2 separate regions of the Homo sapiens genome follow, and region 2 is linked to region 1. Evidence: read pairs that join two places in POLR2A ChIA-PET (ENCODE). Cell type or tissue: MCF 10A. All regions are shown on one strand. Links, peaks and the distances in the headings refer to the core of each region. The heading gives the core; the rest is flanking DNA. Region 1 has its middle 120 kb from the start of LINC00299. Region 2 has its middle 37 kb from the start of LINC00299.

Evidence for each region. ChIA-PET counts read pairs that join two places held together with the same protein. Peaks named below come from ENCODE experiments on the same cell type or tissue, not always from the same donor. Only the 100,000 strongest peaks of a DNase experiment are listed, where the experiment ranks them.
Region 2: POLR2A ChIA-PET joins it to region 1 with 5 read pairs; 2 of 35 experiments call an interaction of 5 or more read pairs at or near these places.

The regions. Positions count from the first base shown.
Region 1 is chr2:8,440,493-8,452,980 of GRCh38, forward strand. No RefSeq gene overlaps it. Among named protein-coding and RNA genes, the nearest start is that of LINC00299, 120 kb to the left of the region's middle. RefSeq lists enhancers at 1-408, 6,608-7,807. In MCF 10A, for the core only: no CTCF peak of the experiment used is centred there; a DNase peak (open chromatin) is centred at 7,319.
Region 2 is chr2:8,358,829-8,371,316 of GRCh38, forward strand. No RefSeq gene overlaps it. Among named protein-coding and RNA genes, the nearest start is that of LINC00299, 37 kb to the left of the region's middle. In MCF 10A, for the core only: no CTCF peak of the experiment used is centred there; no DNase peak of the experiment used is centred there.

The DNA of each region.
Region 1 (12,488 bases), core at 5,189-9,188:
AATTTGTTGACTAGAATCAAATCATCATTCACTTACAGCCTGACCTTTCCTGCCCAAGGGCTTCAGCCAGCTCCAATGCCCAAGGGCCCATGGCATGTTTGATTTGCCAGCACATGATCCCACAAAACATTGCATCAGACCAAGTGTCCGACCTTGCAACAGAGGTGGCACAGCATGGGATCATGAAATCCGTGGCCATCCTTTTGGGTCCTACCACCATCCAGAAAGCTGCTGGCCTGATAAAACCATGGAACTGTCTTTGAAAGATGTAGCTGAGGCTGGGCACAGTGGCTCACACCTGTAATGCCAGCACTTTGGGAGGTGGAGGTGGGCAGATCACTCGTGGTCAGGAGTTCAAGACCAGCCTGGCCAACATGGTGAAACTCCATCTCTACTAAAAAATACAAAATACATGGTGAAACTCCATCTCCACTAAAAAATACAAAAAAAAAAGCCAGGCATGGTGGTGCATACCTGTAATCCCAGCTGCTTGGGAGGCTGAAGCAAGAGAACTGCTTCAACACAGGAGGCAGAGGTTGCAGTGAGCTGAGATTGCGCCACTGCACTCCAGCCTGGGTGACAGAGTGAGACTCCATCTAAAAAAAAAAAAAAAAAACGTAGCTGAAACACCAGCTTGGAGCTGATCCACTGCAAAGATGGCACACGGCAAAATCAATGATCATCAAATAGTACTGTGTCCCCAGCAGGTAGAACACGTGGATTCCGAAACAATGGGCTGGATGCAGGTGTGACCACACCATTACTCCCACTCCAGGAATCTGTGCTCCCAAAAGGGGCCCATGTCTGCACTTTGGGCCCCTTGCAGCAAGCATCCAGTAGGCAAGGAAAGGAACTGCCAACCTGGGGAATCGCAGGGGGATTCTCAGGAGGATGAAGCTACTGCACAATGAAGCTACTGACTCCATTCGGCACTCAGGAGATCCATCAAGGTGTCGCCTTGGACTCTTTCATCCATATTTGATGGTGAATGGACAAGAGCAGCAGCCAAAGCCAAAGGAGGACGTGACGACCAAGGGCTCGGGCTCTCAGGCGTGGAAGTCTGGACCACCCAACCAGGTAGGCCACCTAGAAATCGAGGTTAGAGATGGAGAATTGTCAGCACAGAGGCAGTGGTTGACATGGGGAGAGATTACAGGAGCCTCAGAACACAGTGAGGAGACGCTGGCACGGAGGATCAGTAGGAAGAGGCGATCGCATTGATCAAGCTAATAAGAGTCCGAAACAAGCAATGCTGTTGTGGGAATGGCCCAGCCTATCACACCATCAACATCAATAACAACAAAAAAGTTAACGACCCACAGGACTTGCAATCGTGAATGAAGAAGTGTGATGCTGCTTTGTCTCTGTCAATGTTTACGCGACTGGACAAATTCACTCATTCCTTGATTATCATTCATCTCTTCGTATTGGGGTGCTTTGCTGCCTTCTCCCCTCAATGATAAAAGAGGATAAAATTCAGTTAATACGTGCATTTTCATTACAAGACAACTAAAGAAATTACCCTTATTTTACTTGATATGTTTTTACACTCTGAGGAATTGGGATAATTTGGGAAAAGTGGCAATTGTGGGAGGTCCCACACCTGCCTGCTCTCTGCTCTAGCACCTTTGGGGAAGCACATCTGTCCCCAAGAACTGCCCACGTGCATGGAGCCTGCAGGCAGCCCTCCAGCCAGCGGGAGACAGTTCTGCTTTAGAGACCCACACATTTGCAAAGGAAACCACATCAACTCCCTTTGCTCACCAACATAGTTCTTCATTCATAGATTCAACCCAAAACCATCAGGTATTTGAAGAAAATAAGTAAATAAATTGTTAGAAGTCTAGATAAAGAAACAGGACAACTGACCCTGGTGAAAAGAGGAATAATTATTGGACAGAAAACAACTTTAAAAAGATGTAACTGGCATGGTCAGAGAGACTGGCTATGCTGTTATAGCCATCCCCAAAGAACTCACTGCTTGGGGAAAGGAGGAAGCAGAGAACAAGAAAGTACCTTGGCAATTTAGAATCTATTTGTGAATATTAAACATTCAGTATACAGGTTAATTAAAATTTGAACACAGCTAAAGACCAAGTTACTAAAGACCAACAGCACAAGCTGCAAAAGACAGAGAGAAAGAAAATATGAAAGGAAAATGAAAATGTAGAGAAGCTAAACCCAGAAGGTTCAATATCACCTAATCTATCTCCAGAAGCAGATAACAAAGTGCCAGGAAGGATGAGTTAAAGGGCGTTTAAAAAAGACCTACATATGTCCTGTTAACATTTCAGAACCCCAAGGCTAAAATAACAACTGCAAATACTTCTAGAAGGAAAAAAGAAACCTATAAAGAATAAGAAGTAACTCGGCCTCAGATTTATCAGTAGAATGTAATATTAGAAGACAAAGGAATAAAGCATTCAAAAATTATAAGGGAAAATTATTTTGAAACTAAAATTACATTCCAAACTATCAATCAAGTGGGGCAGTGGAAAATAAAGATATTTTAAGAGTTGTAAGACTCAGAAAGTTTTACTTCCCTTTCTGGGAAAAAAAAAAAAAAAATCACAGAGCAGTAAATACTCACCAGGTACTTTTCTTAGCACTTTTCATGTATTAAAACTCCTTGAATCTTCACATCAACACTATGGCATTATTAATATCCTAATTTTACAGATGAGAAAATGTGGCACAGAGAGGGTTACACTCTGTCAAAATGAAGAAGAAGCTCAAGGAAAACGATGCTATGCAATTTAACTCATGGTGAACCACGGAGGAGATCAATGATAAGAAATCTGAGATTGACAGCTATACCCTGTGCCTAGAAAGCAAGTGACCAACTAGAAGAGAAAGTAGGAGGGATTGGAGAAAAAGGCCTTCAAGACAGAAGTGAATCCAATTACATATATTATTTGATTAAGAACCTGGAAAGTCTAAAAGATGCGTATGTCTCTTCTCTCAGTGGTTAGAAAAAACAAACAAACAAACAGGAAGCAAGAAATACCAAGGTGGGGGGTAGAGGAGATAGCTCCATAAAACATGCATGGACCAAATATGAAGCAGATTTAAAGGTGGCCTAGTTTTGAGGAATGGTTGTAGTTTTAAGAAAAGTAAAAATACGGCCGGGCGCAGTGGTTCACGCCTGTAATTCCAGCACTTTGGGAGGCCGAGGCGGGCGGATCATGAGGTCAGGAGATGGAGACCATCCTGGCTAACACGGTGAAACCCATTCTCTACTAAAAATAAAAAACAAATTATCCAGGTGTGGTGGCGGGCGTCTGTAGTCCCAGTTACTAGGGAGGCTGAGGCAGGAGAATGGCGTGAACCTGGGAGGCGGAGGTTGCAGCGAGCTGAGACCGCACCACTGCACTCCAGCCTGGGTGACAGAGTGAGACTCCATCTCAAAAAAAAAAAAAAAGTAAAGTAAAAATACATTTAATCTTGACCCTTGGAAGATTATCCTTCAAATGGCACTGTTCAGTGACATAAAAGTACTTTTGTTTTGCAGTGAAAATTTTTAAATAATCATAATAAAAGAAATGCTATATTTTAACTTTTTATTTTTATCATAGATTTTAGAAGCGTAGAAAGTTTAATTATAGTTACTGTAAAACATACACATATTTTAAATCTTAATGATGTAAAAATAATGGCATAGCCAGCCAAAAAGGAAAGAGAGGTAGGATGTATAGGGATGCTAATTTTCTCACCAACAGATAACATCTACAGTTGATGGAACTACAACACCAAAGGTACAATCCATTAAAGAAATAATTAATAAGGTAGACTTCATTAAAATTTTAAAAACTCTTGTTCTGCAAAAGATACTGTCAAGACAATGAGAAGACAAGTCAGTCTTGGGAAAAAACACATCTGCAAAAGACATGTCTGATAAAGGACTGTTATCCAAAATATACAAAGAACTCTTAAAACTCAACAAGAAAGCAAGCAGCCCAGTTGAAAAACAGATAAAAGATGTGGACACTTCACCAAAGAAGATATACAGCTGGTAAGTAAGCATATAACATCACGCGTCACTAGGGAATTCCAAATTAAAACAATGAGATACCCGTCGTAATAGGTAATAACAATAATGTCCACTATTAGAATGGTGCAGATCTAAAGCTGAAGGGTCAAGAAATAGAGAAGCATATTACTTAAAGTTTACAGATAGATTTCACAATAAATATAATCAGCAAGAATCAACATATGAAAGAGAGATGGTAGAGTACGGAAGGGCCCTACACTCTTTATCTTTCCTAGTGAGGAGTTAATATACACTTTCCAAAGCTGATTGATCAAGAATAAGGTAAAAATAATTTGAGATGAAGTTATGATGATAATGTCTAAAACAATTGAAAGCAAAAGTACTTATCTTTGGGGCATGGGTGTCCAAGAATGGGGAGATGTCTAGAAAGAGACTTATTTTGTATCCTTCTGTGCTGCTTGGATTTTTTTTAATAGTGTGCATGTAGTGTTTTTATAATTTAAAAAGCAATTTTTAATCATCAGTAATTTTTCTGTTAGGGAAGAAAACAGCTGAAGCATGAAGTTTATGGAAATTTTTTCTAGAAGCTTAATAGATGTCAATAACAAAGCATTGCTGAAAATAATGAATTTTTGAATTATGAAATGTCTTTAAGTTTTTCTCAAATTGCAAATCTCCCTGAGGGTGTTCCTCCAAGTCCTACTTATCAGACATACTACTAAGTTTAAATTATAAAATTCTTACCTGTAATTGAAGCCAGCTGCAACCTTTTTGACAAGGACTAATTGCCGATAATGATTTAAGTGCTGCAAATTCACATGCCACAATTGTTTTAAATAGGGGAACCTCTCACAGCTTTCTCTGAAAAGAACTGTTAATCTTTGCTGCTGACTTATCAAATCCTTCAGTCACCTGTTTGCCATCATTTTCACGAGCTGATAACGTGTTTATTCGAGTCCTAATGTGCAGGTGGAGGAATAAAGGTCTCATTTGATGGCACTGGAATTTCATCTAACATTTCCACATGGAAAGAGCTGGCACAAGCCTCAGGTTTGGCTTAGCAGAGAAAGACAATAAAGGCATGTATTTTTTTTTTAATTTGAAGCAAATGAAAAGTGAGCATTTATTTAATGTCAATAACTTTAGATGACAGAGCTGGGTAAAAGCCATGACCTGTAATGTCCCTTTAGCCTGCTGCAAATCAAGGATCCCTGGTGCTGAACAACAGCCAGGGGGCTGCTACTGGGGATGGCTCCTCCTCGCCCCGCCTCCCTGTCTCCTTTCACTGCATCTGATCTTTTCTTCTCTTCCTCAGCATTGTATCAGTTCCCCTTGGCTGCTCATTGCTGGTTTTGGAGGCACTAAATTGTTACAACCTCTGCTTGTTGGGTAAGGAGGAGTTTGGCAGCATATATTCAAAAGTTAACACAACCTTTCTCTTTGCAATTCTACCACTAAGGATTTATCTAAAGAAAATAATGGATCGGCCTGGCTCGGTGGCTCACTACTGTAATCCCAGCACTTTGGGAGGCCGAGGTGGGCTGATCACCTGAGGTCGGGAGTTCGAGACCAGCCTGACCAACAAGGAGAAACCCTGTCTCTACTAAAAATACAAAATTAGCCAGGCATGGTGGTACATGCCTGTAATCCCAGCTATTCAGGAGGCTGAGGCAGGAGAATTGCTTGAAACCGGGAGGTGGAAGTTGCAGTGAGCTGAGATCGTGCCATTGCACTCCAGCCTGGACAACAAGAGCAAAACTCTGTCTCAAAAAAAAAAAGAAAAAGAAAATAAGAATGGATCATGTGCAAATTTCTAGCTGCAATGATTTCAATTAGAGTATTTTTTATAATGCTGGGACACTGGGAACAATCTAAAGGGTCAGCCATAGGGGGCTGGTCTGATGCCTGAGAGCTCAGACACGGGAAGGATGTGCATCCACTCAGGATATCTGGGCTCCATGGCCTGGAAAACTGTTGCCAGAAAGGGGTCCCAATCCAGACCCCAAGAGAGGGGGATCTCGTGTAAGAAAAAATTTGAGGCGAGTCCATAAAGTAAAGCAAACGCAAGTTTATTTAAAAAGTAAAGGAATAAAAGAAGGGTGGGATATGTAAGGGAACTCCATAGGCAGAGCAGCCCGAGGGCTGCTGGTTGCCCATTTTTATGGTTATTTCTTGATGATATGCTAAACAAGGGGTGGATTATTCATGCCTCCCCTTTTTGGACCAGATAGGGTAACTTCCTGACATTGCCACGGCATTTGTAAACTGTCATGGCGCTGGTGGGAGTGTAGCAGTGAGGACGACCAGAGATCACTCTCATCACCATCTTGGTTTTGGTGCGTTTTGGCCAGCTTCTTTACTGCAACTTGTTTTATCAGCAAGGTCTTTGTGACCTGTATCTTGTGCCAAATTCCTATCTCATCCTGTGACTTAGAATGCCTTAACCTTCTGGGAATGCAGCCCAGTATGTCTCAGCCACATTTTACCCAGCTCCTATTCAAGATGGAGTTGCTCTGGTTCAAACACCTCTGACACTTACAAAGGTATGACCTTTAGCCAATTGCTTAAGCACTGTCAGGCTCAAATTCCTCCTCTGTCAAATGGGAACAACAGCACCTAGCTCACCTGATCACTGGGGAATTAAAAGGTCTCAGGAACACAAAACACTCCACATAGTGCCTGGTCTGTTGTCAATATTTGATAAATGCCACTTAATGATAATAGTGATTATAATAAGGCTAGCAGTAATATTAAACCATAACAATCATGTTGAAGGGGAAGATGGACTGAGGGAAAGAAATATCCCTGTGGGAATTCAAGTCAGGAAACAAAAAAGTAGCTGTTCTTGAGCTCGTTCAAGTAATACATGCAAAATAAAAGACAAATTATCAAAGTAAAAGGTTAATGGGGATTATTCCTGAGTGGTAGAATTATGCTGATTTTCTTTTCTTTTGGATTCTCTGTATGTAAAACTTTCTACAAAGAAAGTATTTTACTTTACTAATTAAGAGATAATTTTTTTTTTTAATTCCTCCCTTAGGTGACCGCAGTTCACAGAATTTCAGAACCGGAAGACACTTTAAGTACCATCTACTCCAACCTCATCACTCTACTGATGAAGAACCAGAGCATCCAGAATGGAGTGCTGTCCCCACTGGATCCTGCAGGGAAGGACCCCCAGAGCCCAGGGGTCCCCACAGCCTCACAATGTAATTGGAATTAGACTCAAGGCACAGTCATCTGGGCATCTCCAAGGACTAGATCTTGGTTCTCTCCTTTTATCCCAGATATGTGTCATAGTGCCTGGCACATGGTAGGATGGCAGTAAATATTTGTTGAATGAATACACATATGAATATGAGTCACTTGTGCTCCCATAAGCGTTAGAAGACAAGCAAACAGCTCTGAAAGCAGCAGTTAGTCTCCTGGGGGTATCTGAGAAAGCTTCCTAGGAAGGAAATAGCAAAATCAGGTCCCAGAAGGTGAGTTCAAGTGAGTTCTGTCAGAAGCGTCTGAACCAGAGTGACTCCATCTTGAATACAGGCTGGGTAAAGTGAGGCTGAGACCTGCTGGGCTGCATTCCCAGAAGGTTAGGCATTCTAAGTCACAGGATGAGACAGAAGGGTGGCACAAGACACAAGTCACAAAGACCCCACTGATAAAACAGGATGTGGTAAAGAAGCTGGCCGAAACCCACCAAAACCAAGACAGTCATCCTCAATGCTCATTATATGCCATTATAAAGCATCGCATGCTAAAAGACACTCCCACCAGTGCCATGACCATTTACAAATGCCATGGCAATGTCTGGAAGTTACCCTACATGGTCCAAAGGGAAGAGGAACCCTCAGTTTCAGGAAATCCCCACCACTTTCCAGGAAAACTCACCAACAATCCATTGTTTCCCATATGATCAAGAAATAACTATTAAAATCGCCAACCAGCAGCCCTCAGGGCTACTCTGTCTAGGGTACTCCATTCTTTTATTTCTTTGCTTCTCTGATAAACTGCTTTCACTTTACTCTGTGGACTTGCCCCAAATTATTTCTTGCATAGGATCCAAGAACCCTCTCTTGGGGTCTAGATCAGGACCCCTTTCCGGTAACAGTTCCAGACCAAGCAAACAGCCATGGAATGAAAACACACTTGGAGTTTGGGGAAGAGGCTACCATCCTCATCTGGCAAAACCTAAGGTCTGTGCAGGAAAAGGTGCATGCAAAGAAGCAGGAAAGGAGAAGTGGCCAGAATGGACTTCCATTCTTTCATTTATTTCTAGGCCACCTTCCAGGCCAGCTGGTTATTTGTGAGAATGACATAAAATACATTGCTAATAGCTGAAAATGGTTTAATGTTTTTGTTTTTTTTCTGTGCAGGTAACATTTTCATTTTCACCCCCAGGGCCTCTCTGACTTCACCCCTCCTCAGGAGAGAATTGCAGGTAATTAGGGCTGTCAGCGGGAGGGATCTCAGGGTGGGATCAAATCACCTCCCCTGACAGCTGACTTCCCCACCTGCCAACAGCCCACCAGGGAGACCATAAAAGATAACCCCACACACGCCCTGCCAGCAAGCACCCAACCCAGCCCAGTCCCACCCTCTCCAACAAACATGCTCCGGGGGACAATTTTATGATGGATTTTTTTCATTTAAAGCTAATCACATTATCCATTTCATCTGCTCTTCTGTACCTCTTACAATTAAAGAGAGGTTGAAAGAGATTTAAAAAAAAATACAGCCACTGATTTCCCAAGACTTGATTTTTCACCTCTAGTCCCCGTTCGTAAGCGCTTAAGACGTTACACTTTGTTCTGCTGGAACCCATTATTTCCCTGGGAGACTCGATGTCTGCTTTGATAGGAGCAATTTATCACCCTGGCGAAATCATGCTACTGTTTGGAAGGCAGGACCAGGATTTATGAATCCTTTTTTACTGAGAATGAATTTAATTCCCAGGGGTGGAAGTGGTATTAAAAGATTCAGCCTGCTGCACCTGTGGCATCTGAGAAGGTGGCTTCCAATATGAGTGGCACGTTCACCCCTGTCCTGTGCTATGAAAGCCTTCACCTTCCTAATGGAGGAACCTTGATGAGGGCATGAAATTCAATTCAGTTGGGTGTGAAACAATGGTTGTACTTAATAATGAATTCAAAGCAATAGAATTGACTTGCACAGCATTTTTACTCTATTTTTAGAGTGTATGAGTTTTTAAACTATTATTTATTGAAGATACTTTTTCAAAATATCCATTTTTAAAAATTTTTAAAGCACCAAGCCAAATTATTGATCTATTGGGGCCAATTCCTTCTTGCAATTTATAGTGTCCAGTTTCCTTCCATGTGTTATAGCCCAGGTAAGACGCCACAGGGAGCACACTGGAATCACCTGGGGAGCTTGACAAGCTATTGATGCCTGGATCCAACTCCAAAAGGGTTTAAGACAATGTCTAGGTACAGTCTCAGCATCAGGAATTTTGTTTAAGCTTCCCAGGTGATTCTAATGTATTATCGAGTTTGAGAACCACTGCTCTAAGATAATAAGTTTGGTATTTTTGAAACGAGCATAGCAGTTTCAAATTAAACATCCTTCCTGCAAATGGTCATCAATTTTAAATGAACCAAGCATGACTTCCTACACTATTTCATTGATCTAGTTGGTAACTGGAGAAATATGTCTTACATCATCATGAACAAATGTACAGTTTCCATAATGAATTGTCTTTACTGTCCTTGAGCTTGTGTGCAAGTCAACAATTCTTGCTAACAGCGGTACTTTTGCTCTATGGATTATTTCCAACCCATCAAACAACTTCCTTGCATGACTTCAATCTCATGCATTACTATTGGATATTAATTCATTGTGCCCAATAATGGTCACTCTTTTGTGCCCGCACCTCTACCCATATTCTCTGCTCCTCACTCATCGCCCACCCACCCATCCATCTAACCTTCCTCCACTCCGCCCTTTGTTTGGCACTGGTATTACAATGACGAATGAGACAGTCCCTGCCTCAAAGGAGCTCACAATCTGGTGCGGAAAGCAGACAAGTCAACAGAAACCATAGGAAAGCACGCCTATGCCATGCAAGAAGTGAGCTGAGGGTCGCAGGGAGCACCAAGAGGGGCCTCTCATGCTGCAGGGGGCAGGGAAGACGGCCGTCCCCATCACAAGAAGTACTGCCATTTGCACAGTGTCACTTTTTGTGTCACTGAACTCTTAAATTATTTATTGATTGTCAGTGTATAACACAGGGATAGAGAGATGCCCACAATAGGTATGTATTACCTGATTCTCTTTGCATCTTTATTCAGTCTTTCCTTGGAACTAAATAAGTATATGCATTCAACAATTAGGTTAATGGTCCCCGTCTTCTTTGGCACTAGAGACCAGTTTTGTGGAAGACAATATTTCACAGACCAAGGTGAGGGGGATGGTTTTGGCATGATTCAAGCACATTACATTTATTGTACACTTTATTTCTACTATTATTACATACCTATTATAATGTAGAATCAGTGGGAGCCCTGAGCTTGTTTTCCTGCAACTAGACAGTCCCATATGGGGGTGACGGGAGGCAGTGACAGATCATCAGGCATTAGATTCTCATAAGGAGCAGGCAACCTAGATCCCTCACAGGTGCAGTTCACAATAGGGTCCGTGCTCCTATGAGAATCTAATGCCATGCTGATGTGACGGGAGGTGGAGCTCAGGGAATGCTCACTCATCCACCACTCACTTCTGCTGTATGGCCCAGTTCCTAACAGCCCACAGACTCATACCAGTCACTGGCCCGAGGTTGGGGACCCCTAAATTAGGACATTAGTGAAAATAGGGAATATCAGGATTTGTGCACCTTCTGATTTAAACATGTTTCTTTGTTTGGGGGTGACGTATGTACCAAAGACTCTTCGTTTTGGTCTGGCTGGTTCCATGGTTCTTTTGAAAGTACAAAGCTTATACCCAGGCACACATGGCCACACCAGGAAGGCCGCGTGCTTACTGGCTGTCATCAGGGTCAAGAATGCTGTGATCTTCCTGGGGCTTCCTTTATAAACATCATTGACACTGGGGATTTCTTCACATCAGAAGGTCAGCACATGATAAAGCATGTGCCTATTTTAAGACCAAATGCAGGACACTGGAGAACAGAAGATAAACACGAATATCAAGAGCTCCTAGACAGTCACCTAGGAGAAATGCCACCATGGAGACTCGGGACAGCATAGGACAAAGTCACCATGTCCACATACTTGAAGGAGCTGAATAAAAAGTCAACACAAAATGGGATATAAATTAAATGAAAGGATCATGGGAGGGTCAGTCACATCAACAAGGGGCCCGGGGCTCACGGCATGTTTGCCTTTCTCTATTTCAAAGGAATTTGGGGTCTGATTTTAATGTTATGATCTCACAAAGTTGGAACTGTAAGGGATATTAGAGATAATTGACCCAATATTAACTTATAAATGGGGAAACTGAGGCCCGGAGAGGCAGATCCATGGCTGAGGCTGTGCTTGGAGCAAAGGTCAGAGACAGGAACTGAAACACTCAGATGCTTCATTGCCAGCCCAGACCTGGCACCATCATCACAAAAGGTCGACCTAAAACCCCTCCCGTGACCAAGACCTCTACTTCCCAGTGCCACAATGACAGCAAACCCATTGGTGGTTAACTCAGACATCAGCTGCAAATCTTGGCCTCCAGATTTGTAGAAGAAACATGGTTTCTCTATTTTCACGATGACAAATTTCATCTCAGAGTCTCGTTAAGCTCCCAGAGCACCTGGTGCCAAGACAAGGGGGTGCCGCAGTGGGAAGGCATGGAGGGAGCATCTGTGGTCCTGGCCCTTGGTCACTATCATCTATCAGTGGATATATTTTTGTTATCCACAAAAATGTTCTCCTTCCATCAGGTCTCAGGGGTCCAGCTCATGCCATTAACTGCTACGTGCTCCTGTCCCAGTTATGGCCCCCTTCAGGTGTCGCAGCCCCCAGGCCTCCCTGGGGACAAGTCACTACTCTGCCCTGTGCTTGTCTGCAGGTGGGTGAGAGAAGGCACAAGGAAGAACCTGTGATATGAGGGACTGCTCCAAGCCTGTCCACCTGAACCGCCAGTGAAACAATTCCACCTGCTGCCACCTGGGAGACTGAATTAAGGCTCCTTTCCTAAATCCTACCCAGGGAACTTCAGCAGTGACACGGCGTTTCTGTCCCCCAGGAATCCTCAAGCATGTCTAGGGTTTCAGTGGGAACCCTCCATTACCCCCTCCAACAGAGGGTTCGGCACTGGCCAGGGTCTGTGCCTGAAGACAGAGCCTTAGACACCTTCTCAGAACTTTTCTCCCCTTCTCCCATCTCTAGAATCTTTATTTAATCTCAGAGCAACAAGGAACAAAAACTGGCTCTGTGCTAGCATTCTTCCAAATGTATTGCTCATACCCTGAGTTCTTCTGAAATTCAAAAGCCAGGTTGGGGTTCCCTGTGCTGTTTCCTTACATCTT
Region 2 (12,488 bases), core at 3,936-7,935, 83 kb before region 1:
AAACATACAAAAATTAGCCAGATGTGGTGTTGCACACCTGTAGTCCCACTACTCAGGAGGCTGAAGTGGGAGGATCACTTGAGCCCGGGAGGTTGAGGCTGCAGGGAGCTGTGATCAGGCCAGTGCATTCCAGCATGGGCAACAGAGTGAGACCCTGGCTCAAATAACAAGAATAATAATAATATCAAGAAATATTCTTAAATCACTTTGCCTAATTATTAGTAAAGAATGTAAATATTTAGACATGTGATGAACAAGATGGGGAAAACCCAGCTTCACCTCTGACTTTAATTCTATGAGAGAAAAACATTTATTTTACATCTAACAATCATGACCTAAATAGATGTTTTATAAACATAGCACCAAGTAAATATCTTGATCCCTACACCACCTTCTTCCTGAAATTATTTAGGTTGTTAAAAAAAAATGGTTAGGAAAGGCCGGGCGCGGTGGCACACGCCTGTAATCCCAGCACTTTGGGAGGCCGAGGCGGGCGGATCACGAGGTCAGGAGATCGAGACCATCCTGGCTATCACGGTGAAACCCCGTCTCTACTAAAAATACAAAAAATGAGCCGGGAGTGCTGGCGGGCGCCTGTAGTCCCAGCTACTCGGGAGGCTGAGGCAGGAGAATGGCGTGAACCGGGGAGGTGGAGCTTGCAGTGAGCCGAGTTTGCGCCACTGCACTCCAGCCTGGGGGACAGAGCGAGACTCCGTCTCAAAAAAAAAAAAAAAAAAAAAAAAAAAAAAAAGGTTAGGAAAATATTCTACATGAGACATACAATCTCCTACCACTTTGCAAAGGGCATGAGCACACCCACCGACATGCAACATGCACGCAGCTGTTTGCAAGTTGGTCTGCAACAGGAGCCATGGCTTCTTTATAAACAATACATTGTTTAACGAAACCCCCTAGTCCACTTAGAAAAGATCGTTTTAAACCCAGCAGTAGCCAATATAGAGAGCGTTTGGAAGTTTTCAACACTAACTTGCAAATAGACTCACTATTTTCTGAAAACAACACTCCTCCGGTTATCCCGGCGCTGGAGAATCAGGCACAGGATGGGACAGAGCACGTGGATAAAATGTTCTCCCGATTAAATGTAGGCCAGAAGTCAGGGGAGGTGGGGAGTGGGGAGGAGATAGCGATGTGCTTAGAAATTCCCGGCTTCTCATTATTAAAGTGCTCTCGGCTCACCTGCTACGTCCAAATCAAACTGGCGGGATTGGCGTCAGCACCTGCAAATCGGTATTGTCTGAGCGGTGGGCAGCTGGAACCCCCTGAGAGTCTTCTCTTGTCAGGGATGAATCAATCATCTCGAAAGATGTCAGCATCTGCCCAAACCATTTTATATTAGAATAAATGGCAGATGGTGGTGTTTTTATATTTAATCAGTTCCACCAAATGCAGTTTCATCTCTTATAAAACGAAACCATCTGCAGCATGTAGGTGCACAGATCTTGCTACATGCCCACCATTGAGCCCTTTCCCTGAAAGGTAGAGCTAGACATGCGAACATTGGCTGACATTAGGCACAATAAGCCCAGAAATCCTTTAAAATAAAGCCCCATGTTTTTAATAAATACTTGCACGTAATCATACTAAATATTTCTGATTGATGTGCCTTCCATATGCAGTTTGAAACAGAGGTTTTCCTTTCATGCCCAGCATAGGTTTCAAACATTTCTGGAAGTCTCTCATTCTAAAATGCCTGAAAATATTCTCATAACAAAAAGGGTCATTTTTTTTGCCTGTGAATCTTCTTTATAAGCATTTTATCTTTACTTTGACATGAATTCTTTCAGAGCAGGTTGGCTATGGCTGCCACAGTAGTCAACTTCACACACACACACACACACACACACGCCCCCAACAACAATATAAAATATCATTAACACTTACATTTGTGTATCACCATTTGGGTGGGTTCTGACCAGATGTAAAAAAAAAAAAAAAAAAAAAAAAAAAAAAAAAAAAAAGACCTACTTATTTCAAAATGCTGGCAGATGGAACCCCTACGTTTTGGCCACAGAAAGCAGCAAGCAATCTTACCACCAACAGGACTTTCTATGCTTTATTTCTCCTAGAAGTGGAAGCCAGGGTCAGCATAACGGGGTCCCGAGAGGGAGCTCTGTTCTCACCACGAGTGCTGGCTGGGACCCCTCTCCCCAGGATGCGGAAGGCTACAAGGCTGGGTGATGCGCTCAGTGTATTTGATCCCGCTGGGAATGGAGGAAGCAGCGTGCTTTTCCCATCAGACTCGTATAGTCAGCAGGTGAGACGCCATTCAACCTGACGACGTCCTTTTATTATTGTTTTGAATTTTGACCAGCTCCAGCCTCTCAGAGCCCAAATTCCTGAGCTTGGCCTCCAGAGCTCTTTCGACCTGGCCCCAGCCTGCTTCACTCTCCAGCTCTGCTTCCTGAACTGCCCATCACAGACATGTTCAATACATCTTATTTTATAAAATAGATGTCCCCCAAATCCCCCCAAATGAATCCTCATCGATCTGAGACTCAACATCTGTTTCCTATAAATAGGTGTCCCGGAACCTGCCACGTGCAGTCTACTTGTTGAAGAAACAGTCTCTTACCCATTCACAGATGTTCATACAGAAATTAGGACATAAACTCTCTTAGAATATAATGCTAGAAAAGATAGGTATAACAGTGCCTACCCGAGCAGAGAAATCTTTATTGCCCCTGAAAAACTGATTTGCTTTCAAATGTCAGATGGTTTCTCTCTTTGCCCTGGCTGCCAGGAACCTCAGAGTTGAATGTGATGTCAAATCCTACTTACTATTACCACCCTCATGTTTCACCCTCTGCTTCCTGCTTTATTCCCCAAAATTTCTATTTTATCTTTGTTAAACGTAGCGAGTTCTCATTATTGCTACCCTTTGGGTTGGTTGATGTTCCATTTGTAGGTATATTATAAGGGCATGTGTGACTGAGTATTTCAAGATATAAAAAAGCCTCAGATGCTTTTGAAAATAGAATCATATAATAAAATTCAAAGTTTTAGATCTGATTTCTTTTAACCTGGGTATGTGTTTTATGAGAGTGGGGATGGGAGAAATTAAATTCATTTTCTTTTGATAGTGGCAGTGAGAGGGCCCTGATATGATTTGCGTGTTTGTCCCCTCTAAATCTCATGTTGAAATGTGACCCCCAGTGTTGCAGGTGGGGCCTGGTGGGAAGTGATTGGATCATGGGGTGGATCCCTTATGAATGGCTTCGCACCATCCCCTTGGTGATGAGTGAGTTCTCGCTTAGTTCACGCGAGATCTGGTTGTTTAAAAGAGTGTGTCACTTCCTCCCCCGCCCTCGCCTCTTGCTCCCATTCTTACCATGTGATGTGTCTGCTCCCACTTCACGTTTTGCCATGATTGGAAGCTTCCTGAGGCCTCATCAGAAGCAGATGCTGGCACCATGCTCCCTGTACACCCTGTAGAACCATGAGTCAATTAAACCTTTTTTCTTTGTAAGTTACCTAAATGCCTCCAGTATTTCTTTAAAGCGATGCAAGAGCAGCCTCACACAGGCCGTCTTTAGGCATCGGGAGTCTGTCCTGATTCCTGGGCATGAGCCGTGCAGCTCAGCAGGTGATCTTCTGCACACATTGAAGGGACGAGAAGGCAGCCAGGGATCAAACAAGCTGTGAGGGAAGAAATGTGGAACAGGGAGATAAAACTCCTTTCTACTGGGAAAACAGTTTTGTTCAAACTAAATAGGGAAGAAAAGAAGGAAAGGAGAACGTTTGGGTTGGGAGGAACTGGTAAGTGTTTAACCGATTGGATGGCAAACAGGTCTTTGAATTCATAGTGACTGCGCTTTCTCCCTGGAGGACTCCATTGTGACTTCTGCCCAGCATCCCTGCTTTCCAGCTTCATCCAGTGAAAATCAGCCAGAGAATCTCATCGCCTTGGCCACAGTCAAATGAGTACACCTGTGCCCAGGACAGACCATCGGAATCCTTCCTTGGAATCTGATGTAAGGATACTTGGAGGAAAGAGCTAATTTTTCTCTAAGTGGCCTCCCCTGGGGTGGGAGGCTGCTGCCATGTCTCTTTGCCTAAAGGAAGCAGATTTGTAGGCCAACATAAAGAAGCTCAAGCTCACAGAACCTGAGTTTCTGTCACTTGCATCTGAACGAATTCTGACTCACATAGTCTCATTTTACAAGTCAGGGGAGAGAAGCCCAGACAGGCAAAGGAACTTCTTGTGGCCACCTAGCAAGGGGTCTGGGGCTCCCAAACTTGCTCAGGGCCATCCTAGCTACACCCTGCCACTCATTTCCCCTGTGTGGGCTCGAGGTAACCAATGCCCTATGTTCAGAGTTCACTCCCAGGAAGAGGAAAGACCGCAATCTTCAATGAGTTCCCTCTCAGTCCCCTTCATCCTTGTTCTTTCCCCTCCTTTATCCTAAATTCACAGGGAAGAAAAAAAAACTACATGACTATGCATTCTCTCTGAAAATCTACCAAAATTGGGAACTCAGCCATTCCCCTGAGCCCTGCTCCCGGCTGGTACCCGTTAAGACGTTTCCATTTTTTTCGATAAGAACTTGCGTGGTGAGATTCCACATGTGTTTGAACAACAATTCATGTTTGTCTCAGCCTCCCTCTTGCTGAAAACCCCCAACTGCTTTGTGAAAATGATACTTGCCATTCTCTCCATGGAGAAGAGGAAAACAGAAGGAAGCAGAGGTGTTTCTCCCAGGTCCTCTATCACAGCTACACAGAGAAGCGACGTCTTGATTCACACCATGTTGGAGGCAGCCTTGGGATCAACCCCTGACCTAAGCCCCATTTAGTGACCGTGCCAGGGGGGTGAGTTACTTCCTGTCCTGAGCCTCCTTTTTTTTTCACCCATAAAATGGAGAGAATAGGAATGTGATTCAGTGAAATCCTGTATTCAGAGCACCTGACACAGGTCTTGGAACATGGCAGGTCCTGCGTTAATGTTAATTTCCTCCTCCTTCCTGTCTCTGCTGATGAGGAAAAGAGTGTTTCCTGTGATACACCACTCTACCTGCTCCCAAGTAAGCCACACAGAATTATCATATCTTCTCATACATAAATATACATCAGATGAATGGTGTAACATTATTAGCATAATGAATATTCTAATTATGTCTCTAACATTAAAGCTGGCACCAAACATTAATCTCTAGGGAATACCAATTGCCAAGGTTGTAATTACCAACCTGTGATGGGGGGGGAGGTTACAGAAGGGATTGAACTTGTGAAATCAATGAGCCATTACATTTTTCAAAACACAGGAGGAAATCTATTACAATAGAGCATTCACACACACACACACACAACACACACACACACAACACACACACACCACCATCCCGCCACTCTCATATCATTTCTTTTTATATCACGTTACTGAAATGACAGAACAGGTGAGTACCACAAATTTAACTGGTACCTCTGACAGAAGATTTACAAAGGCTAGGAGCTGGCTAGGAAACTTCCCCATATTTCTCTAACAACAGCCCTAGGCAGGTTTTTAGCAGAATAGTCCCATTTCTCACTTGGGAATCTGAGGTATAGAGAGGTTAAGTAATAATAATTGTAACCAAAACAAAAAGTAACACTTTTAAGTGTTTTTTATCAGCAACATTTCCAGAGTGATTTACACAAATTATAGTTATTATCACCCCTGTTGTATTCCATGATACAAACACTTAGCAAAAGTCATTTGGCTAAACTTTGGTGGTGCCAGCGTGAAACCAAGGTTGTCTGGAAATGCTGAGAAACCCTTCCCAATGTCCAAGCTCACACAGGTCCATAGTCAGGAAGCTGTGATTCAAACCCAACTCTGGAATATGGCAAAGTCTACACTCTACACAATCATTTCTGGCATTCAGCAATTAATGTGACACGATTTCTTATGGGTTTCTGGAAAATAAAAGAAAATATAGGTTCAACTGGTTGCCTAACTGAACTGGAGTGCTGATCACAGAATTTCTGGTAAGCCAGGGCAAAGTCCATCCTAGGCATTGTCAGGAACCAGACTTGAGTCAACAACTCAGATGGGAACAAATGAGGTCACAGCTTATAGTTTTAGAAGACAAGAATATAGGCAGAAGAATGTGCAGATGAGGCTAGGGTGCTAACACTGGGGAATGCATACACATCTCAGCCATCTCATCAGGAACATAGGCCTGGCTTTGTCTGGAGTTCAGGGTTTAAAGCCCAGCTTGTCCACATCCTTATTTGTTTTCTGTAACGCACCTGAGCCCGCTCTTGGCCTCAGGCATCCAGGGGCAACTGAGGTCCAGAAGCCTAAGCCTTGAGTGGATATTGTACCTGCTCAGTTAAAGAAAGTGTGTGGGCCTCCATCCACAGGCACCACAGGCGCCAAGTGCTGGGCCAAGTCCGTGTCCCTCTGTGTGTTCAGCGCTGGAGACCACGTGGGGCAGAGCATCCAAGAGCCGGTGCTTGGACCTCCTCTGGGGTTTCAAGTGAGAGCCTTCACAGCCACAGAAGCCACGATCGTTTTTCTCTCTACACACTATGCCTTTGCTTTCCCCAAATCCCAATCAATCCTTCCATCAATGTGCCCATTCACTCAGGCACTCATGTGTTCATTATTCAGTGCGCATCCTTGATAGGTGGAGACGCTGACCCCGCCCCAGCTCTGGGAGTGAGCATGCTAGCCCGGCGTCCTCTGGGGTTTCATGAGGGCCAGGCATGATTAAAGTCCACTGGAATTAAACCTGGATATTTGCTGCTGGGGGTTACATGGGGGCAGCCTGAAAACAAAGTCTCAGAGGAAGCCGAAGCCATGCGATGCAGAGAACAAATGGGTCCGATGACGCCAGCCAACCCAGCTCTCCGCTCCCGACTCCCTGGCACATTTCAGTAGGCAAAGCCAATAAAGCCCTTTCTCCATCCTTTTTTTTTTTTTTTACTTTAAATCTGCTTGAATTAGGTTTCTTGTCATTGCTTCTGGAAGAATCCTGACTTATAAATTAGCCTTCAAGGGCCAGCTCATGGCCCGCTTCCTCCGCAGAACTCTTCACTCGGTGAAAGGAGAAAGCAGCCCCTGCCTGGCTCTATTGTGGATTGAGAGTCATGCTACTGTGTGCTTTCTCCTAATGCCTTCTCAATCAAATGCTGAGCTCCTGAACCAGGCAAGCCTCTCATTTTAGATTCTGGGATGCCACAGGACCTGAGAGTGCTGAGTAATAAATGCTCGGTAAACAGGACTTCCTGCTTGTTTACTGTCTAGCACACGTTTACCCGCTCTGCTTTCATTCAACAGAATTTTTCCCAAAGAAGAAAATCCCTATCTGTCCCCTCACCATCTTTCAAAGGGAATATTCCACAAACTAGCCCTATTCATGCGTTCAATCAGTGGATATTTCCTTTAGCGCTTAGTATGTGCCGGACCTTGGTGCTGGGTACAGGTGGTGCAGGTGTCAGTATGTCCTCGTGGCCTAGTTGGCCAACAAGTGGCCCTCAGTGTGAGAAAGGTCATGGCAAAGGATGAAGATGCTATAAGAACCCTCAGGAGGAAGCACCACCTCTAACTTTGATATGATCTGCCATGTGGCTGCTGATGCAGAACTGGAGACGGGATCTGGATGTACAGACAGGTGGGGATGATAGGAGGCAGAAAGAACTGATAACTTCAGGAAAAATTAGCATGCTGTTTGTATAAGGGAACATATATTGAAATCCATCTGTCATGGTCTCCAAGAAGATTCTGCAATATAAAATCAGTATAAAAATACAAGAAAAAATAAGCACTCACATGACATCATAAATAAATAGGTTTGGCAAATACTCACTGAATTGGCAATTTGTTACCAGAGGCCACAAACTCATGGCTCCCTTCAAATTTTAATTTAAAAACTTACAAATGCAGAGGAAAACATCTGCATTGTATTTCCAGAGGAATACAGCCCTGTGACCCCAGAACCTTATATTCTCAGTTTCCCAGGGAACCAAATCAAAGGAATCCATCTTGATATGCCTCCTCTCTCTGAAATCTTACAGCAAATTCATTCATTGAATGCTTCTAAAACCCTGTATATGTTAAGCAATATGTTAGATGACCACAATACAATGGCATATGTTCCCAGAACTTCTAGTCTGATGGCAGATCGAATCAGGAAACATTGATCACTTGCGACGCACTGTGAACCGATGATCATTTCTATGGAATGCCACAGTCAGTGATGACAGCCTGATAATATTCTGACTGTGCATTGCTTTGCTGTGTATATTGCAATATTTGCCTATCTAACACCTGTGGGGGAAAGGACCATGCTGACCTTTTAGGGTCCTCTCACCACTCTCAGTCCAGATAGTGTGGGTGGGGCTGGCAAGCAGTCCTGACCCCTAGAAAGGATAGGATGCCCAGGCCTAGGCAATGAGAACATTCCATCACTCTGTCCGCAGCCACTGGGTCAAGGGAGAATGTGACCCAATATGGGCCGATTAGAGCCAGAGCATCAACCTTGAGAACGCTAGAGACAAACAGGAAACTGAAGATTGCTTTCCATTGGCTTACTGACCTGAGAGGACAGAAGCCTGAAGTCTCCTGGATCCACTATGTGGGGAGCATGCCCCTGAGTATGAAGCCACGGGAAGGGGACAGATTCTGTCCCAATGATTTCAGTAACCACTGCTCTAGTTCTGCTCACTGGAACCAGATGGTTCTGCCCTGACACTTTTCAATTGCATGAACCCACAAATTCCCTCTTTGGCTTAAGCTATAGAAAAGAATTGCTGTCACTTGCAATCAAAACATCTTAATTAACACTGTGTTGAATCCACTCAACTCTGGGGTAATCAATTAAGGTGAAGCCATGTATCTTTTCCTGTGTCCTCCACTGGCCCTTGTCCAGTGCGCCCTGAAGGACCCACGCAGCAAGTACTCACTAGGAGGACGAACAACCCTGATTATAACTTTACAGGGTAATTCACACCATGTTCATGGAGCAGGACCCATATCCTGGTTCAAAATATTCTATATTCTAGCAAACAGGCATCAGTGACTGAGTCTGGAGGCCATAAAGTTGTTCTTAGCTTTGTGGTTTCTCCCCAGGGCAAGCTGGCTCTGGGAAACTAATAGGTTCAGATGAAACTCACAGGAGAATGATTAAAGCAGATGGTAATTTACTAATAACCACAGTAGCTGCCAGTCATTGAATAGTTACCATGAGACAGACTCTAGCCTAGACATTTACACATCTCATCTCTGTTGCTGTATTATAGGCTCAGGAAAGAAAAACAACATCCCTCATCCATCTTCTCTTTCAGAAAGGGTCATGACAGCCAAGGATGGCTTTGCAAGCAGATGCCATCTGCTGATGCAGCCGAAGCAGCAGGTCCCTTACTTGCCGAGGCCCCTTCCACGGCCCTGCATGCTCTCCTTGGAGGGCATGGAAGGAAGAAAGGAGGGCACGGAGAAGGAAGGGTGCAGCTCTGCCCCAGCCTGGGGTCTTCCTCTTCGCCCTGGCGATGGTCCTGAGCATGGGGCAGAGTCGATAGGCTGCAGCGCTGTCTCTACACCACACCAGTGTCCAGCCCCTGTCTCTGACCCTAACAGGAAGAATCTGAACAAGCAGCTGCTTTGGTCCTGCTCCGTGTTTGGAGGTATCACACCCAATCTCACTCTCAAGGGCCAACTCACCCCCAACAACGGCGGAGGTTGGAGGGCAGGGTGGTGCATGGACCTCGCTAAGCAGCACCAGCCACTGAGGCAATAGTGTGACAGCCTATGCCTAGTGAGACCCACAGTTGACAGTTGCCCAAGGTCATCTCTGGGAAGCAGCTCTGCACAAGCAAGAAATGGCAGGGGCGGTCCCAATGACCGCAGTGAAGAGTCCTGCAGGTGAAGGGGACTTCCCTAAACAACCGAGAATCCACAGCAAGCTCCACCAGCCATCCCTGAAGAAAGACTGAATTCTTCCCACTCACTCAAAAGGAAATAACCTTACAAAACTGTTGTCATATGAAGAGGCAATCACAGGACATGAAGCCAAAAATCTGGAGAAAAAAATATATACTATAGAGGTGTGTTGGGCAGCTAACTAGCAATAGTGTGCTATTTGTGGGGGGTTCTGTCACGACAGTGATATTTGTCAATTTTTAAATTTGTCGTGTTTTTTTCCCCATTCTAAATAAATTTTTATGCCCATTCCTCATTGTGTATTTAAAATCTGTACTTTTAAGAGAGCACCAAAAATTGTACAAGCTTTTGACTCCACACAACCTGGATGTACCCTTGGCTTTGAGAAATCCGACATCAAAAGTTAACTCCCCATTCCCCAGCATGAGGCCTACATCTGTTTTCTTTATCAATAGAAATGCATCCCTTATTTTTAAACCTAAAGGGGGAATACTTTTGACTACTTTGTTTTTTTATTTTTATTTATTTATTTTATATATATATATTTTTATTATACTTTAAGTTCTTGGGTACATGTGCACAACCTGCAGGTTTGTTACATATGTATACATGTGCCATGTTGGTGTGCTGCACCCATTAACTTGTCATTTACATTAGGTATATCTCCTAATGTTATCCCTCCCCCCTCCAACCACCCCACAACAGGCCCTGGTGTGCGATGTTCCCCTTCCTGTGTCCAAGTGTTCTCATTGTTAAATTCCCACCTATGAGTGAGAACATGCGGTGTTTGGGTTTAGCCTAACAAGGTTGATGAAGGTGAGAAACGCCAGTTCAGTACCTGGAATTCACCCCTGGGGCTGCAAGAGGGTGAGAACCCCTGACAGACAACCAGTCAGAAGGAGAAGTGGAGGTGTCCAAAGAAAACGTGAAACTATTCCACGGTTGTATACAGGATCAGTGCTGAGGATAAGAACCCTCTTCCCACTACAGCCAGCTGATTAACTGCCAAGACAAACCTGGACTCCACCTAATCCAAAGCTATCAAGTGGTGGCCATTTCCAAGTTTCCCTACTCTACGTCCACCCCCAAACCCACTATCACCCAAGCCTGGGTGGCTTTCTGCCCTGATCTCCGCCATCAGCCACTGGCCTCTCCTTTCTGCCGCGTTTTCCATTTCCTCCTCCCACCCACAGCGTGGGAGGGAAGAAACTCCCAAACAGAAGCCACCTTAATCCTACTGGCCTTCAAGTTTAATTCCATGCATCCTCTCCAGATAACCTCAGCCAGCACCCATCAGCTTCCCTAGAAATTGCCAAGTCTGAGCTTCTGTTTATAAATTCCCCCCCCAGCCTGCAAGGGAATGCTCTCTGTCCTGGTCTTCCCGATCTCCTCCCTCATTTGCCCAGGGGCTATCCAGTCCTCTTCTTGCACAAGCTGGACATGTCACCACCTCTCCCACCCCCTCGTCAGGGTCTCGTATTGGTCCAAGAGTTGCCACACAGAATTTGAGTCCCTCTGAAGGCCCCCATTCTCTGCTTAAGAAGTAAGCCCCCAAACAGATGGATGTAAAAAATCAAGGATGCAGAAACACTCCATAGAAGCTGGTATAACTAAAATACTTAATTCATTGATGTGTCTCAAGAAGGGAGAATTGATAAAGCCATGGACTTAAAAAAAAAAAAAAGTGAACTCTGCATGCTTGTAATGCAGTGGCCAGCACATGCCCGATGTCCCCTGGGAGAGGGCCAGGCTTGGAGTCTGTTGGGATACCCCGGAGCTGGGCTATCAACTCCTCTGGGAGGAACTCCCCAGCAGATCCACCTGCTGCAAAAGCTCCTTGTGAGAGCAGACAGATGAGGGGGCCACTTCCTCAAGTGGGCAAGCAGCTGCCAAGAGTGTGATTTAAAGGATGCTATGAAGACACTGTGCCCCAAACATCTCCCTGCTATGCCCCCCAGCACACCCTGGCTGGAACTAAAGTCCCCATCATTGGAGCTGCAGGCACCCAGCCTTCTCAGTTACTGAGCAGATAATGCATAGATGTCTTCACTGACCTTCTGGTCCCCAGAGCCTAAATGCAGGTGAGGGGTAAAACAAGCACATTTCCTGCAAGGACAGGGTGGGGCACACACAGAGTAGGATCTCACTCTGTTGCTTACTTCTGTTCCTTCCATTTTCTCCCCTCTGCCATGCCACATTCCACACAGGATTCAAGGCAGCGCCAGGCCTTTTCTGGCCTCCACCATCATGAGCACATCCCAGGGGTCAGCATGAAGAATGCTGTACCGGTCCCTTCAGAAGGTGACTGAGACCCAGTGCCGAGGGAGCCAGAAGAGGCAGGAAGGACACAAGAGCCACAGGGGCTGTGCTAAAAGCCAAAGGCTAAGATGGCCCAGGCCATGCCAGGGAAGGGTTATGAGAATAAAGAGATGTTATTTTGCAAGTCTCATCCCATGCTTTCTGTATGAGCCACCTCTGCAGAAGACCAGCCACCCCTTCTTATCTCCACTCTACCTCAAACCAGCTCCTACTTTGCCCCAGCAATTACTTCCCTGTATCATCACTTTACACATCCAGTTCTCTACTGCCTGGCAGTGATTGTTGAACA